Linked DNA regions of Homo sapiens: region 1 is linked to region 2. A link is a loop called in an ENCODE intact Hi-C map of the cell type or tissue named here. Cell type or tissue: gastrocnemius medialis. All regions are shown on one strand.

Region 1 (8,000 bases), 65 kb before region 2:
ATATCTAAACTGTAAGGGCAGCCCCTGGGAGGGCTTTCCGAGGTGAAGACACTGCATTTCACAGCTGGGTTTTAGGTGTCAAGGCACAGTAGATGGGAGCAGGCTCCCTGGACCACCCTGGTCCTGACCCCACGTTCCCCGAGGGGTCTGACGTCCTTCCATCACTTCTCCTCCGCACCACTGCCCCAAAGGAGTGGTGAGAGGAACCACCCCACAGGAAAGGGAGACCCATACACATTCTGCTGTCCAAGGGGACCCAGAAGCACCAGCACCAAACAGATGCACTGAATAGATGCATCTGTTAGACACATAGGCCTGGAGACCGGGCTTGGGGAGAGTAAAAGGGCTGTGCAGCTATTCACCGCAGGCCCTGTTTTCACCCCTCTTGTATGACCACCCCCACTCTTCCACACAGAAAAGAATGTGAAAAATCCAACCCAAACCTTCCAGTGTCTGAATGCTCCCAAGCATCCACAGGGTTAGTAAATAAAACATTGGGATCAGTGACTGATTTTCTTCATTTTTGAGCCTCAGGATCACATTAGAAGTCCTGGACAGTCAACAAGCCACCAGAGGAGGCACGCTGGTGACAAAGATGTTCTTTCTCCAGCCTGCTTGACAACCTCCAGCCCAAGGACTCCCGGGAGCTGGGGTGGCCCCCTTCCCAAAGGACATCTCTAGTCTACTTCAACTTATCTAGGACCTCAATATCCCCACCCGCTCCTGCTTGCTAATTTCTGCATGACTCCACGGTGGACACAAACCACAGCACTCGAGCAGAGAACAATGAAGCCCTGAGAAGACCAGTGGGGTAGCTGGGAAAAGTCTTAAAGACCTACAAAACCAAATGGTGGAAATCTCTCAAGAGAGGCTTTTGGGTCAAGTGTAAAGTTCCTGGACCAACGTGCCTGCAGGGAGGGGACACCAGCTTACCTGCAGAAGGTCACCGGGACTTCCATTCCCCTTTGGGGGCCAGGAGATGGTCTGTTTGCTTCAACAGATTCATAAAGAATCTTGTCCTCTTGGCTGTCCCTGAGAAGGAGCAAGGTCATTGCAAGCTCTTGGTTCTTCCCTCTCTTTTGGGCAGATAAGCCACATCCCTGTCAGGTCTACTATGGAAAGAGGATGGATTCTTGCTTTGCACTAAAAATTCCATGCGACCCCAAAGCAGGGCTGACTTCAGAGGAGACCCAGGCTGCAGCCAGCCTGGCAGGGCCTGCACACATCTCTGTGCTCCTGGAGAGGCCCCCGGCCTGCGGCCATGTGGACCCTGAGCCTCTCTCTGGGCAGCTCAACTGCTAGGTCCCTGCTTGGCTCCCAGGTCAGAATGTTCCCGAGCAGCTGCCCCAGGACACAAATAACAGCTCCAGGAAGCAGAGCTCAGAGACAGCAGGGCTCAGCCTCTAGGACTCCTGGGTCTTAGGGTCAGAGTGGCCTGGAGCTTTGGGTGGGCAACCAGGGGCTCAGGATGGGAATCGGCACCCCTGGGACTAATGGGGCCCTGGAGCCGGGGTCACCAGCCTGATGGCCGGGCTTCTGACGTGCTCCTGTGCCCCTGGCTGGCTCCCTTTGTGAATGCCACTGCTGCTGCAGGCCAGCTGGGGCCACCAACCACTGATGAGGATGGGCCCCTCCAGAGGGTCTCTAATTTCCACAGCAGTGAGTGGGTGCAGCCCGCTTCCAGTAGGTGCTCAAGAAAAGCCCATCATTCACTCATTCAACAAACATTTGCTGAAAACCTTCCGTGCTCCAAGTCACGGCAGATGCCTGTTTGGCAGTCCTAAGGGGAGCTGCTCTGAGGCTAAACGGGCTTGGCAAGAAAGACTTCAGGAAAGAGATGGTTAGGACCAGGTTTCTGGAGATAAAGGAAGAGGAAGGAGTGAGGGCAGAAGCTGAAACGAGCAGCATGAGAATGTGCACCGCTCCCAGGGGGGCTGCCCTGAGGGGCGGGTGGGTGTGGGCAGCAGATGAGGTTGGAACGCGACGAGGAAGGCGAGTTCTATCTTGATTGTGGATGGGGGTCTCTGGAGGGTAGAGAGGGCAGGCTGGAGGGACAGGATGGAGTGCTGGAGACCCATGGGAGGTTTTACAGCAGTCCAGAGGAGACCGGGCGAGGACCTTGGCCAGCACGGTGGCCGAGCAGACGCAGTGACAGGATGGACAGTGGAGAGGTTTAACAACAGAATGGACAGACCTAGAGTAGTCACTGGCTGTGGGGGGTAAGGAGCAGGAGGAGTCAGGGACATGCGGATGGGAACATGGGGGTTGGGATGGGGGCTCCACATCAGGAAACCCAGGGGGAGGCTGAGATGTGAAGAGTCACGTGGGGGAAGAAGTGAGTCTGAAGTGCTGTGGACGCCCAAGGCTCTGCCCAGGAAGCAGCTGTCATGTGGCTCAGGAGCACAGAGAGGGCTGGCCTGGGACGGGACAGGACACAGGAGCCTGCGGACTGTGTCCTGGCTCTTTCCTTGTCCTGTTTAGTCTGCAGGGCAGCCGGAGAGATACAGCTAAATTGCCCCAAGGGCACCGGCCTCTTGTCTGTTCCTCACCCCTCCCTCAGGGCCGTTGCTCCTTTTCACCCCTGGCCTCAACATGCTTGTCCAGATACCCACATGGCTGCCCCTCACCTTGCCAGGTCTTTGCTCAGAGTCCCCTGAGTGTGCTGTTTAAAGTCGCAGCGCTCCCCACCTTCCGGCCTGGCGCTCTCGGACTTCTTTTCCTGCTTTATTTCTCAGACTTCTTTTCCTGCTTTATTTCTCAGGGGGGTCGTTGGGCCATCTGAGATTTCCTGACTTATTTTGTCATCGGCTTTCACCCATTAGCATGTGAGCTCCCAGCGGCAGGGACGTCTGTGGCGATCAGGGCCTCTCACTTCAGCACAGGCACACGGTAGATCCTAAATAAACACTTATCTATGGAGTGAATGAATGCATGGATGTGGGCCTCTGGCTGCCATCGCTGCTGAATAAACGACCACTTGATCTGCTGCTGACTCACGGCGCACTCTCCCTGCCTTGCTTGGGTCCTGGGCCATGTAGGGGATTGGGTTCCAGAAGGGGAGCTAGGGACCCTGGTTCTAGGTGGCCTGGACTTCAGAAGCTGCCCCTGAAGTTCGGGGATGGATCCGCAGCCTCTGTGTGTGGGTGGGGATTTTAGCATGCACTGGGCCATGCTCAGGACCTCGCACAGGTCTGGAGGGGAACCAGGGCCTCGGCATGGCGTCTGTGGCCTGAAAGGAATAAATCCATCCTTGCTTCAAAGGCTCCCAGAGTGTTCAGGTCTTCCACGTCAACCCACATACTTTGGCAGGGGCAGATGCAAAAACAAAACCTACAGGAAACAATCTGGGGAGAGCAGGAGGTGGAGCGTGAAATGGACAAAACATATAGGTCTGAGCTGGAACAAACAGCAGGGAGAAGGACCTGCCCGACCGAGGGCCTTCGAGAAAACCAGAAGCTAGAACTCTGCTTGGGCAGAGGCAAAAAAACTTCAGAATGTGTGCTTCTTTCAAAGCTGCATCCCTCCCTGGTCCCAGGGCAGAGAGAGTATCAGAGGAATACAACAGAAGAAAAGCGGGCAAGGGGCAGGAGCGGGCTTGGGGCCAGGAAGCCCAGCCATGCAGTTGGCTCTTCCATAGATGCTGTGTGACCTTGAACGTCTCCCTTCCCTCTCTAGGCCTCTGCTTTTGTCTGTAAAGTGAGGTGTCTGAACACTGGGCCTTCCAGCACAGCTGGCTGCTCCATTTCCTGGTCTTTAGGCAGCCTCCCTTTGGAAGGGCTGGCTGGGCTCTCCCAGGATGCCAGCTGCATGCCTTTGCAAGTTATCACAATATGGCAGGACCCAGAATAGACGTTGACAGTTGTTCAGTGCACAGCTTGTACAGCTGTACATGGCAGCCTCACCTGCCCTGTGCTTACAGAACTAGCACCCCCTTTAAAGGTCACTGAGTCCCAAATTTGGGAAGGCTCCTGAGAGAATTGTTCTGAGTAACCAGAGTGCTGGATTTAGCTTCTGGACCATGTAACATCCAGATGGCTGCTGAGTTGGACTGTTTGCTCAACTCAGATTTTCCTCTGAGGCAGAGAGGAAAAGCCTACTTCTCTGCAGGTCCCAAATGGGCTTTCTGTCTGCTGACCCTTGTGTTCTAGCCAACAGGGGTGGCAGGAGATCTTCTCTGGGGTCCTGGGGCCAAGGCCGCTCAACTTGGCTCCCACTGAAAAGGCAACCTGCAAATGACTTTGCCACGTTTCACATCTCCACAGCAGTGTGGAGTGGAGCTAAACCGAGGTGGGTGGGTGGCGGGATTCCGGGATAACCCTGGTCCCCAAGGCCACAGCTCCAAGGGTGCCCCACAGGCCCAGGGCCGCCTCCACCTGGACACACCCAGGCCGCCCTATTAATAGACCAGCTGCCAGCGCACTGCCTTCTTCGGAGTTTCCATTTCATGTGCTCTAGATCTGGCTGTCCCAGTGGGGACAGCTTCCTTGCAAAACAAACAGCAAAATCAATATTTCCTTCACCAGGGGAAGTGTAGGCAGGCCAGGCCTTTCTCCATTCCTGCAGGCAAGGCACAAGCCCAGGAACGGGGCGCAAAGGCCGCCTGGCTCATTTCTGCCTCAATTCAGCCATTTGATTATATTAAATTCACAGACATTTATTGAGCAACTTCAACATATCAAACCCCAGTGGGCGGGTGGAGAGAAGAATGAATAAGACGCATCCTGGGGCTCGAGGAACACACGTGTAACCAGGAGACAAACACATAAACCAAGAGCTATGGTGTGACGCGTGAGTGAGGCAGTGAGGATGTGGCCGGGAGGCCCGGTGTCTGAAATCATCAATCTTTGGGTACGGCTGGTGTCTGAGAGTGTGGAGATTGCCTCCTGGTGCCTCTCTCTCGGCAGGCTTAACCGGAGAGCTCTGGGTGAGACTTGTCTTCCGGGGGCTGGTGGGTGCTCCAAGCCAGGCCCGGCACAATTTCACTCTGCCTCTTCTCTGTGGCCTCCAGTCCACCTGCCGGTACAGCCTAGAACAACCCTGGCCTCAAATCTCAGTGCATAAAAAGTCCCGAGGGAGATTGTTAAAAATGCAAATATAGGCCACAGCCCTAGAGACTCAGAATCAATAAACTTTGGTTAGGGGAGAGGCAATGTCTGGGAATCTGCCTGTTCTATAAGCAGGAGGCCTCAGACCACAGTCTAAGAAGCACCACACTGGATCTGGGCTCCTTGGGGCAGGGGCCAGGGAGAGAAGCCCAGAGGTACCACTGCTGTGGTGTGGAGAAAACCCCATGGAAGGGAAACAGACTTGCCTGTGGCTGAAGCATGTGTCTCCAGGGCCCAGGCGGGCAAGGGGAGGCCTGGGAGGCTGAAGGTGGGTGGGGAGCAGCCCTCGGAGCTCTGACTTAGCTGCTGTTGAGAGTGGGCAACCTGAAACTGGTGAGGGGTGCTGAGGCCTGCTCCCAAGTGGGCAGGTGCACCTTCCCACTGGGCCAAGGGAGAGTCCTGGCCATACCAACTCAGCCTCTCTCCTGGGGCCCACTCGATGTTCAGCTTCATGCCGGGCTGGGTGGCAGGGAGGCCAGGAGGAGGAGCAGGCACTGGCACCACCCCAGGGGTGTGTGCAGGGTTGTCAGGCTACTCACAGGGCAGGGGCAAGCCCAAAGTGCATGGCGGGGACCAGGTCATCCAGAATTGTCAGAGGTTACAGAGAAGGATGAGGGAGGTGAGGGCCGTGGATGGGATCTGAGGACAGCAGAGGGCAGGTGAGAGGACTTTTTAGAAATAAACGCGACAGATGAACAGGCTGGAAGACACATGAGAAAAATTGTTACAACGAGGCCAGCACACAAGGCCATTCCTTCCCTAGCCTCTAAATTATTAGTCCATAACAATAAAACACTTTCCCTGCCCATGCGTCAGGATTCTTGGAGGAGCAAGAATGAGAAGGACCACACGGACTTTAGACCCCAGACACGGAACCGCTTAGCAGGCATGTTTTAGGATAATAAAGGAATCTAATGGAGAAGTGGTGCTTCCTTCCCCCAGAGCTCCGATTAGGCTCTGGAATATGGGTGACACGTACGCCGTGGAGGACACAGCGCAGTTAGAATTCTGCCAGCAAACATTCTCAAATATTCATGAAACATGGGACCAGGCCTGACTGTTAACACTGCAACTGGTTCCCTCCAATGGAGTGACAAATGGGCGCCAAGCACTGTCATCTGTCCCTTTGATCTTTCCAGCTCCTGCCAGGCAGTGGAGGGGGGACTCGGGTAGCCCGGGGGAGGCTGGGCTCTCCTGGTGGCTTATATTTCCATGTACGAGGGCTTGAGAACAGCAAATTTCCTCTGACTCTAAGGCAAAATCATTGATTCTCCAAGTCTTACTCCATCAAAAGTGATTAGTGGGGGGCCCTGAGGATTCCACTCCACCACGCTCACCTCCTTTATGAAAGGAGCATTGTTATATACACAAATATCAACGAACAGCACCGGCAAAAAGCAAAATGTCCAAAAAAAAAAAAGTAAATTGGCCTTTGGAAGAAAATAAGGAGGAAAAGAATAAAATGAACTCCTGGCTTCCTTGGTTAAGAGCGTCTTCAGAGCTTCTCGACACGCTGAGAGGGAACCACAGTGCAAAATTGCTGCAATTTAACAGGGCGTCTAATTAAAAGGAGCGACATGAAAGGCCTGTTCTTCCTACTCTGGGTTTGCTTCTTTCTGTGCAGGGATCAAAAGTATGACAACTCTGGGACAAAGAGTTATATCCCCCAACAATAAGACGGAGCACATCAGCTACTGAATGACTGGTTTTTATATCCTTCCGGCCAACAAATGTCGCTGAGGCTTGCGAGATACTCCCTGCTGTTTTAGGAGCTGGGGTCACAGAGAGGAATCAGACACTGGCAGTGCCCGTGGGGGGAAGAGAGCATTTAGACAACTAACTACAATGCGGCGTGTGCTAAGGGAGAGGGGCAGGCAGCCCTCTCGAGGCTGAGGGGCACCAAGGAGGGGCTAAGCTCAAGCACAAGGGCTTCTCCCTCCCCAACATCAGCTAAATGGACGTTTCCTGAGGTCATCCCCCGATCCTTACTTTAAAAAGTAACGCTGGCCGGGCGCGGTGGCTCATGCCTGTAATCCCAGCACTTTGGGAGGCCCAGGTGGACGGATCACCTGAGGTCAGGAGTTCAAGACCAGCTTGGCCAACATGGTGAAACCCCATCTCTACTAAAAAATACAAAAATTAGCCGGGCATGGTGGCAGGTGCCTGTAATCCCAGCTACTTGGGAGGCTGAGGCAGAAGGATTGCTTGAACCCAGGACATGGAGGTTGCAGTGAGCTGAGACCACGCTATTGCACTCCAGCCTGGACAAGAGTCCGTCTCAAAAAAAAAAAAAAAAAAAAAAAGTAATGCTTTTAGGTAGAAGGAATGGGGGGGAGGCTGCTCTTAATGGGTATGGGGATTCCTTTTGGGGTGATAAAGACATTCTGGAACTAGATAGTGGTGATGGTCCCACAGCCTTAGGAATGTACAAAACACCCCTGAATTGTACACTTTAAAATGGCAAATTTTATTTTATGTATCGCTTACCACAATTTTTTTTAAGTAGCATTTTCTGAGGTCACACTCCATTTAAGCTCTGCTTACTTCAAGGGTTCTGCAACAATTCCTGACACAGGGCTGAGAGGTGTCCCTAGATAGTTAAGCCTCCCCAGAGGCCTTCTGTGTGCTCTCGTTCTGCATAGTCCTGGCTCCAGGCTAGGCTTAAACATTGGGAATGAAAAAAGCCCATCAGCCACATCCCAGCCAACCCTTCCAAAGGCCACCAGAACTGCTCCCAACAGCATATCCTCCTGAGCTTCGCCTGGTCTAATTTTAAACTCTCCCCGGTGGTAGAGCAAATAAAGTGCTTCTCCTTCTCTGGAGCAGAGTCTGCTATTGCTTGGAAGTTCGTTTCTGGGAGGGCGGCTGGTGGGCTTGGCACTGTTTCCTTCCTAT
Region 2 (8,000 bases):
TTGAACCACACGGAGAGTGCAGGAACTAGTGACTAACCAGCATCGGAAATGGAGACCAGCCTCGGAAACAGCCCCTCGCCCCACAACACCCAATCCCACACCCACCTCCAGCCATTCCGAGCCCCAAACCGGCCCAGGGCTTCATTGTTAAACACCCTCCGTCAGCAGAGCCCCATCTGTGCGATGGAATTTTTTTTTGTCACTTTTTCAAATCAGAATAGAAACAATTTTTAGTCTATAATTACCATTTCTTTTCTCAACAGACAAATGTTTCCTTTTAAATTGTAGGGCAGAAAAAGCAAAGAACAACATTTTAAACCAAAAAGAAAGACTAAAATTAATTTCTTCTTTACAGAAAAATAAAATACAACAGCTCTTAGAAGCCAGGTTTTTCTTTTCCCAAAAGAGCAACAAATGCAACAGTGTATTCACAGCCGCCATTAACTCCCATTTTAGAGGCAGGTCCCAGAGGGGTGGTGGTGATGGGGTCTGCAGTAGCCTGGGGGCCTTGCACCTTGATCTCCTGGCAGAGCCTGGGCTGCTCCTGATGTCTACGTTTGGTTGGGATGAATGGTCCAAAACCTTCAATGCAGAAAGCTGACTCGGGGTTTAGGGCTCCAGGAATCAAGATCAAGGCCTGGGGACTACCAGTTGCTCCTATGGAGGCTTGGGGTGTAAGCTAACCACCTGGCCCTCAGTTTCCTCACCTCTGAAATGAGAGCACAACCCATGTGGCGAGGTTGTTGGACAATTTCGTGGGCTGCGTGTTTTGGAACTCGAGAACACTGAACCAATCCTACTGCTTTCACCGTGCTGTCAAGACCAAGCCGACTCTTCGCTGAGAAAGGCTCTAGCTCTGTGCCCGGAGATGAACAGCCTCTAAGTTCTGCTCACAGCCTCTAAGTTCTGCTCACAGCTTTCTAAGCAGGCAAGCCTCTCCACCCACCCCAGGAAAGGGCAGTCCTTCCCTGCTCTGGGCTCCACAGTCTCTGAGCAGGCAGAAGGGATGCTGCAGACAGCATGGCGGGGCTTTTGCTGGGCAACACCCACGAGGGCCCTGCAGACACAGTGTGGTATACTAATGCTGCCCAGCCCCCACCCTGGGGTGGCTGGGGGGCGTGATTCTGAGGGAGGGGCAAGCACGTGCTGGCTCTAAAGGGGAGAAGAAGCAGGTCGCATTTAAGGACTGGAAAGAGGTCCAGTGTAGCTGGGCAGGGCCTGCTCAGGTGATGAAGCAGAGGCAGGAAACACACGTGTCCTCCGTGTGAGCCGTGTCTAGGGTCTGGGAGCCCATGTTAAGGAGCCTGGTTTCAGAATGGGCCAACATGGCCACCGTCGCCCAGTTCTCCTGGTTGAGGCTCCATCCCCACTCCCCATCCTAGCTTCCTAGCAGGGAAGTGACACAACACATGTCCACCAACGCAGGATACCAGCCCCGTGTGGTCACTGCTCAGCCCACCATGCTAACCCCGAGCACGAAACCCTGCGGGGGCTCCCTGTTACCCAGAGCTATACTGGTAAATGTTTAACACCCGGCTCTGCTGGTGGTGGTGGACAAAAAAAACCCACCCAGACCCTGATGTGCATGCAGCGTTCATCAGTTTCTGTTGTATAAATATTCCCACTGTGGCCGTTTCGAGCTACCAAGGTGCTGTCTCCTAATGAGGAGCTGGGAAGAGACGTTAACAATGGGCTCTTGGGAGCCACGGAGCCAACCCCAGCTCACCCCACGCTAGAGACTTGTGAGCTGGGTGTGGAGGGCAGGCCACAAAGGTGCTGCTCTGGACCCACGGCTGCTGCTGCTCTATGACCATGAGGAGGCCAGGTCACTCTGGTAGGCAGAGGGCAGAGCAGGCCACCAGCCCACTAGGCTCCTCTCTCTCCCCTCCAACCTTCAGTGGTTTTTCCCACCATCTGCTGGATCTCGTCCAGACACCTCACCTGGAATTCAGGGCGTCTCAGGCTCTCTCCAGGCTCTCCTCCCCCGGCCCCTGCAGAGCCCTCTGCACCAGCCTCGTGCCTCCTCGGCGTTCCTTAGTCACGCATGGGCTGTCCCGCTGCCAGGCCAAGAGCGCAGCATTTGTGGTCCCTCTGCCTTCGATGCCACCCCTCCCGCATGCCCTGACCACAGCTCTGGTTTCCCCTCCCCTGTGACGCTTCCTCCGACCGCCCACGTTCCTCTGAACTGCATGCGCTGGCAATGAACACCACGACTGCACGTGGGCATCCCCTGCCAGACTGCACACTCCATGCAGCTTCCTCTAGAACAAAGGCTCCAGAATCTTCTACTCAATGACTTAACACTCCTCACGATGGGATCCCTATTCCAGGTTTTTCCTAACCTGCTTTTCCCTTTCAGCCTTTACCTTCCTCTCAAGGAAGCAGAGGAGGGCAAACATTAGGGCCCAACATCCACGCTTCTGAGGACACAATGGCTGCAGGTCCACGGATGTCAGGGACGTGACTTGCCATGGCCAGATGAGGCCAGAAGGGTGGCTGGGTTGCATCGGGAGGAAGCTTCGTGCCAGCTCCAGGCCACAGTAAGACAATCACATCAGGACAGGTGGGGCCTGGGGCAGCAACACAGGATCCCTAGAATGAGCCCGAATAGGTGGAAAAAGGCAACTGGGCGTCCTGCGCACCTGATAGCTTTCTAAAAATAGCGGGTGGGCCCTGGCTCTGCTGGCTCGCCTCGGGTGGGGGGGGGGGGCAGGGGCTGGGGCTCACTCGGCCTCTGGGGAGCGAGGAAAGTCCCAGCAGGTTCCATGCCTTACTCTTCCCAGGCAGGGCAAAACCAGGCCCCTCGCCGCCAAGCTCAGGACGGGGGTCTGGGCCTTGCTCCTGCATCTCCTCCCCCTTAGCTCCATCCCACTGCCTGGCCAGAAGGAACTGTCCCTTGGCTGCTGGTCACGCAGGAGAGAGAGGAAGGGAGACAGGGCAAGAGCAGATGCCAGCAAGCTCCGGCCACCATTTCTTCTTGGCCATGGAAGCTGGGTACACAGACATTCTCCTCAAACCAAGGCACTGACGGCATTGAACAGAAATGTCATGGTCTGAAGCCACGTGGTGTAGCGGAAAACAAGAAAAGAAGAAATAAATTCTCTGGGCCAAACCCCAGAAGTGTCCTCTGCCCTCCCAGTCCCGCAGGCTCAGGGACAGGCAGTGGGCAAGGAGACAAAGAGAAAGTTCTTCTCTTCCAGGCGTGGGCCTGGCCTTAGCCTGTATTCTCAGTCCTCAAGTCTTCTCTGGCTTTTTCCTCCCTCCTACGTGCCGAGACAGGAATACTTAGCTCCCAGCACCTTGAAGTCAGGCATTTGGCCTCCCCTCCCAGCATCAGTGCCATAGCTGCACCTGGAGTGCTCAGCTGATTTGAGGAGATCTTTTAAAAACAAATCTCATTCATTAAAAGTAACAGTATGTATTCTTACGAGCCAGAATGTCAGCACATTTTAGAGATCACTAAGTCATCCAGCTGAGAACCAAAGTCTGAGAGAGTTTGGATAAAAAAAATTACAGGCAGCAAAATTACTTTTAAGATCCCCATGAAATAGAAATGGCCTCCCTCCCCACATGGAAAATGCCTTCCAATTCTTTTGCTGAGAGGCAGGAAGCCTGGGAGGCTTTTGTTTTCCTGTAATGTTTTCATACCAAATGTGTTCTGCTCACCATGAAGTCCTTCAGAAACTTTGACTTTTAAATCCAGCTTTCTGGACTCTTGGGAGGGACACATGCACAGCACTGGAAAGGGTGGCAAGGCCAGCAAAGGAACGGAACAGATCGAATCAGAGGTGTCCTCTCAACCACCTCGTCCCTCCACCCACCCCCTCTCTGAGTTGAAGGCCACAGATGCCCGCAAGCATGTTCCTCCTCACTTGGGCAGAGCAGAGATCATGTTGCTGAAATGTGACACCCAGCCCACTGGCCTGCCAGCCGTGTGGCCACCCTGGCACCAGTGCACGCGCGAGCCGCCCACCCGTGAGCCATGAACATCCATCACCGTGACTCACAGCTGCTGCCCTGCTTCTCCTGCCGACGCCTCCCGGGAGCCCGGGGCAGGACCTAAAGGTATTTCCTGGCCTGCTACTTCCTGGGTCTTCCTGAGCCCCTCCGAGCCAAGGCCGGCCCAGCAGGCGCCTGTGCTTCTGTAGTCTCTTCTGCCCTGCCTGCCCGCTCTGGGTTTGGTGTAATAGAAAGAGATGTGGATGAGGAGCCGGGCACTTGGGCCTGGGTGGCTCTGCCACTCCCTAGCACAGCACTGAGCAAGTCATCCCCCGCTCCAGCATCGGCTTCCTTTTCCGAGAAATGGGAACACTTGCATCTCCGCTACCTACGACACTGAGGTGTCATGGGGAGAAAAAACCCTAGATGGGGAAGGCCTTCGGAAGAGGAAGGCATGCTGGTAAAAAAAACTCATTCACATGACAGAGCAACGCTGGTGGTGTTTAGGCAAGCTCCCGAAAGACGCATGGAATCTTCTCTTTACGAGGTAAGTACTTACTTCAAGGTCCCTCTTTCCTCTTTGGTAAAAGGAATTGTAGAAGCGTGCCAAGTCCAAGCAGTACAAACAGCAAATAATCACTTGGAAGAGAAGCTTGTTGAAATGAGTCTTTGCTGGGGACAAGGCCGGCTGGCAGGCTTGGCCTATAAATCATTGCTCCCTCGTCGGCTTATTGGCTCTTGCAAAGAGATGAACTCAGCTGACTCTGACATTTCCCAGCTCCTACGACTGTGGCCTGCACACAGTAGGTACTTCCTCAATGTTTGTTGAACTGAATAATGGCAAAGGCAGCTGGGAAGTATGAGGGGGTAAAAGCCATGTCCACCCAAATAGGAGACTCACTACGTGAAGCCAAGGCGAGGAAAAAAATCCAAATCAGACGTGGCTTCAGTCTGTAGCCAGAGTGCAGTTCATTCCTGCCAGCCTTAGCTGAAAGGGATTTTGGCGGGGGGAAGCTAAGGGAGGTTAGAATTAACATACTTACTGTATTATGTTGCAGCAGTGATAAGACTAAAATTTTAGGATTTTCTTAATGAGACTCCTGCATTTACTGGTTTTCCTTATCAGCACTGGCAAGAACCACCGTTTAGTATTTATGTCCTTTGCTTTAGAATAGAGGAAGGATCATAAGAGGGGTTGGAAAACTCGCTCTACAAAATGGCTCTGCTCCCTTTCTGCTCTCGCTGTGGCATGCAGGCCCTCTGCCCCAGCCCACCCTGGGGTGGACCGTGCTGCCGCTGACAGGCACCCAGGTGGCAAAGCTTCCTGAGTTCCGGGTTTGCTGAACAAAATGCACACTGGTGCTGGTAAAGAAACCAGTGGAAGTGAGAATGCCAGGCAGTTCTGAATGCCTCTGCCCCCCAAGGTTCTGAGAACCATCCCCCCTCCCCACTAAATGCCCGTAACCACCCCCACAGGCAGGCGCATAGATTCTAACATTCAGTTCTTCAGAGACGGCTCTAACACCTGCTCTCGTGGTCAGCTCCACAGGGAACGCAATCAGGGCACTGACAAAGTCGAGTCCATGCAGGTCCTCACATCTGCACAGCACTGGTCACCTCTGCAGGGCTGGGCTTACTCTGTAAACTCTGTGGCGGCAGCAGGGGAAGAGCTGCACGTCCAACAGCCTGGCCTGGAGGTGGTAGATGGCTTTAGAGAGAGTTGCCACTGGAGTCAGGAATAAAAGCTCGGGGGTCCAGACTCAGGGCTTGGGTTGGAGGAGAAGAAACTCTCTCTCCAGAGACTGAGCCATGGGTTTCCCCACTCATACTCAAGGCTACCAGCCTACTTTGTGGGAAGAGAACCCAAAAGACCCGCCTCACCTTCCCACCCCACCTGATGACTCTCCAACCTGCAAAAAGCTTTTTTTTTTTTCTGATCAGATTTCAAAAAGGTAAAAGGTCTTCCATCTGCCCAGAAATAAGAACAAGCATCCTTCTGTGATCCCAAACATAACCAAAATTCAAAAAGCAATCAAAAGGGCCTTAGAGGCTGGGTGTGGTGGCTCACACCTGTAATCCCAGCACTTTGGGAGGCTGAGGCAGGTGGATCACTTGAGGTCAGGAGTTCGAGACCAGCCTGGCCAACATGGTGGAACCCCATCTCTACTAAAAATACAAAAATTAGCCAGGCGTGATGGTACACGCCTATAGTCCCAACTACTCAGAGACTGAGGTGGGAGAATTGCTTGAACCTGGGAGGTGGGGAGGTTGCCATGAGCCAAGATCATGCCACTGCACTCCAGCCTGGGCAACAGAGCTAGACTCCATCTCAAAAGAAAAAAAAAAGCCTTAGAATAAACACACACTGAAGCTTGGTGTTCACAGGCAAGCCCCAGCATCCTTGTTCATAGCCTATGGATGCTTCCTTTGCAAACAATTCTAACAAGCAGGTCCACAGCAGGTCAGGTGGGTACTAGTGCTTTAGGCAAAAACAATGACCATGGCAAGTTTAACTAATGAGAATAAGGGGAGATGCAGAAAGGCTGTGAAAAGCAGGTGCACAAACTTAGTAAGCATAGTGAGCTTTGACCATTTAGTTCAGGGATAAACGTCCCAACTACCTCTACGGGACCCCTGAGTATTGATGCATCATTGCATAATTAATGATACTACTAAGACCACAGACTGCTTAAGAGTGTGGGCTTTGGAATTCAACAGAGCCTTACGTCCTGGCTCTGATGTTTACCATCTGGCTGCAGTCTATTGAACAACGTGCTGAAACTGAGCCTCTGTTTCCTCCCAAGAAATGGGGTACAGGTAGTTACTACTCTTAGCTATGGGGAGGATGCTGCCTGCCTGCAAAGTGCTCAGTGTCTGGGTCACCTGGAGCATGTTCCCTGCAGAGACATCAATAGACACCAGGGAGGAGGCAGAGAGGAGTGGCTACTGGGCCTGAGGATGCTGAGGGAGCTCATGACTGCCCAGCTGGCCCAATGCAGCACATGGACCTAGGGGACAGGCTGCACCTGCAGCTTCACTGTACTAGGGAGAAGGCCCTGACTCTGAAACCCTGTGTGAAGTTAGAGCACCAGTCCTGCTAGAGGTTTCTGACATGGCTGAGTGGAAATAAAGTCTGCTTGGAAACTTCCAGTGCACGAACCTCGCCTCCAAGGGTGCCATGTAGGAGTCCCTTGTCCTTCCTCCTGCAGGCAGAGCTGGCTAGGAGGGCTTGGGCCACAGCCTTCCCTGGGAGTCCTTCTGCATGGCCTTCTGCATGGCCACAAGGAATGCCCTTGGGGAAGCCCCTCGAAGCAGTCCCCTCCCAGGATACCTCCTGCATGTATCCCACACCACATGGCAGGCAGGGGGCAGATAGACGGATACAGGAATATCCACCATCGACTCTCCTAATTCTAGCCATCCGGTTATGTACGTAGCTTGGGGTAAGGCAAAGAAAAATATCTGAGAAGATGGAAACACCCCTGAGGGGGAGCGGGGGGGGGGGTGGTCTTTGTAAAATGAAAGCAGTAATCAGAATTTGTATATGGAGGAAAGAAGACAATTGTGGAAACTATGCATCCTGAACTCGGGTTTATGATAATGTAACATTTCTAGCAATAATATTTGGGGAGAAAAGACAGATGAAAATGAACTGAACTTTATTCGGGGATCTCATTACGATGACTGTGGTTCCTTTTGTTAAAATACTGAAATTCCTATAATGAGATTTGTGTTGTACTAAGAAGAAATGTATGAAAGAGTCACCTTAAAGCATGGGAAAACTTTCATCCACTGTGAAACCAAAGTTTCTTTCCTTAAAGTGTTGGGAGTACGTAAATAGTCCACTGAAAGAAAAGACTTGTATAAATAATCACCTGCGCCTGTCCTTCCCAGTGGGCTCTGACAGTGCCATGATCTCAGGGCCCAGGAAACAGAGGTCAGGGCAGTGGCCTGACCTTGGCCTCCAGCAAAGGGAGGGAAATTCCAGTAGGTCCCCTCCTTGGATTCCAACACAAGCAAACACAGCCAGCTTTGTTCTTATTTTCCTCCATCACCCCGGC

The links. Hi-C counts contacts between places; a loop is a spot of excess contacts. Peaks named below come from ENCODE experiments on the same cell type or tissue, not always from the same donor. Only the 100,000 strongest peaks of a DNase experiment are listed, where the experiment ranks them.
Region 1: a loop joins it to region 2, with 6 times the contacts of the local background. A loop is called at or near these places in 4 of 110 quality-filtered maps.

The regions. Positions count from the first base shown.
Region 1 is chr2:23,585,771-23,593,770 of GRCh38, reverse strand. The region is part of intron 3 of KLHL29 (kelch like family member 29); the gene reads right to left. Among named protein-coding and RNA genes, the nearest start is that of LINC02923, 200 kb to the right of the region's middle. In gastrocnemius medialis, no CTCF peak of the experiment used is centred here; DNase peaks (open chromatin) are centred at 3,830, 4,390 and 4,710; H3K27ac peaks cover 8,000 bases.
Region 2 is chr2:23,520,437-23,528,436 of GRCh38, reverse strand. The region is part of intron 2 of KLHL29 (kelch like family member 29); the gene reads right to left. LOC105374325 (a long non-coding RNA gene) reads left to right here. Exons shown (of 2, transcript XR_939831.2): 1 at 1-4,486. Among named protein-coding and RNA genes, the nearest start is that of LINC02923, 140 kb to the right of the region's middle. RefSeq lists enhancers at 4,034-5,233, 7,808-8,000. In gastrocnemius medialis, no CTCF peak of the experiment used is centred here; DNase peaks (open chromatin) are centred at 3,916, 4,316 and 4,666; H3K4me3 peaks cover 3,104 bases; H3K27ac peaks cover 5,275 bases.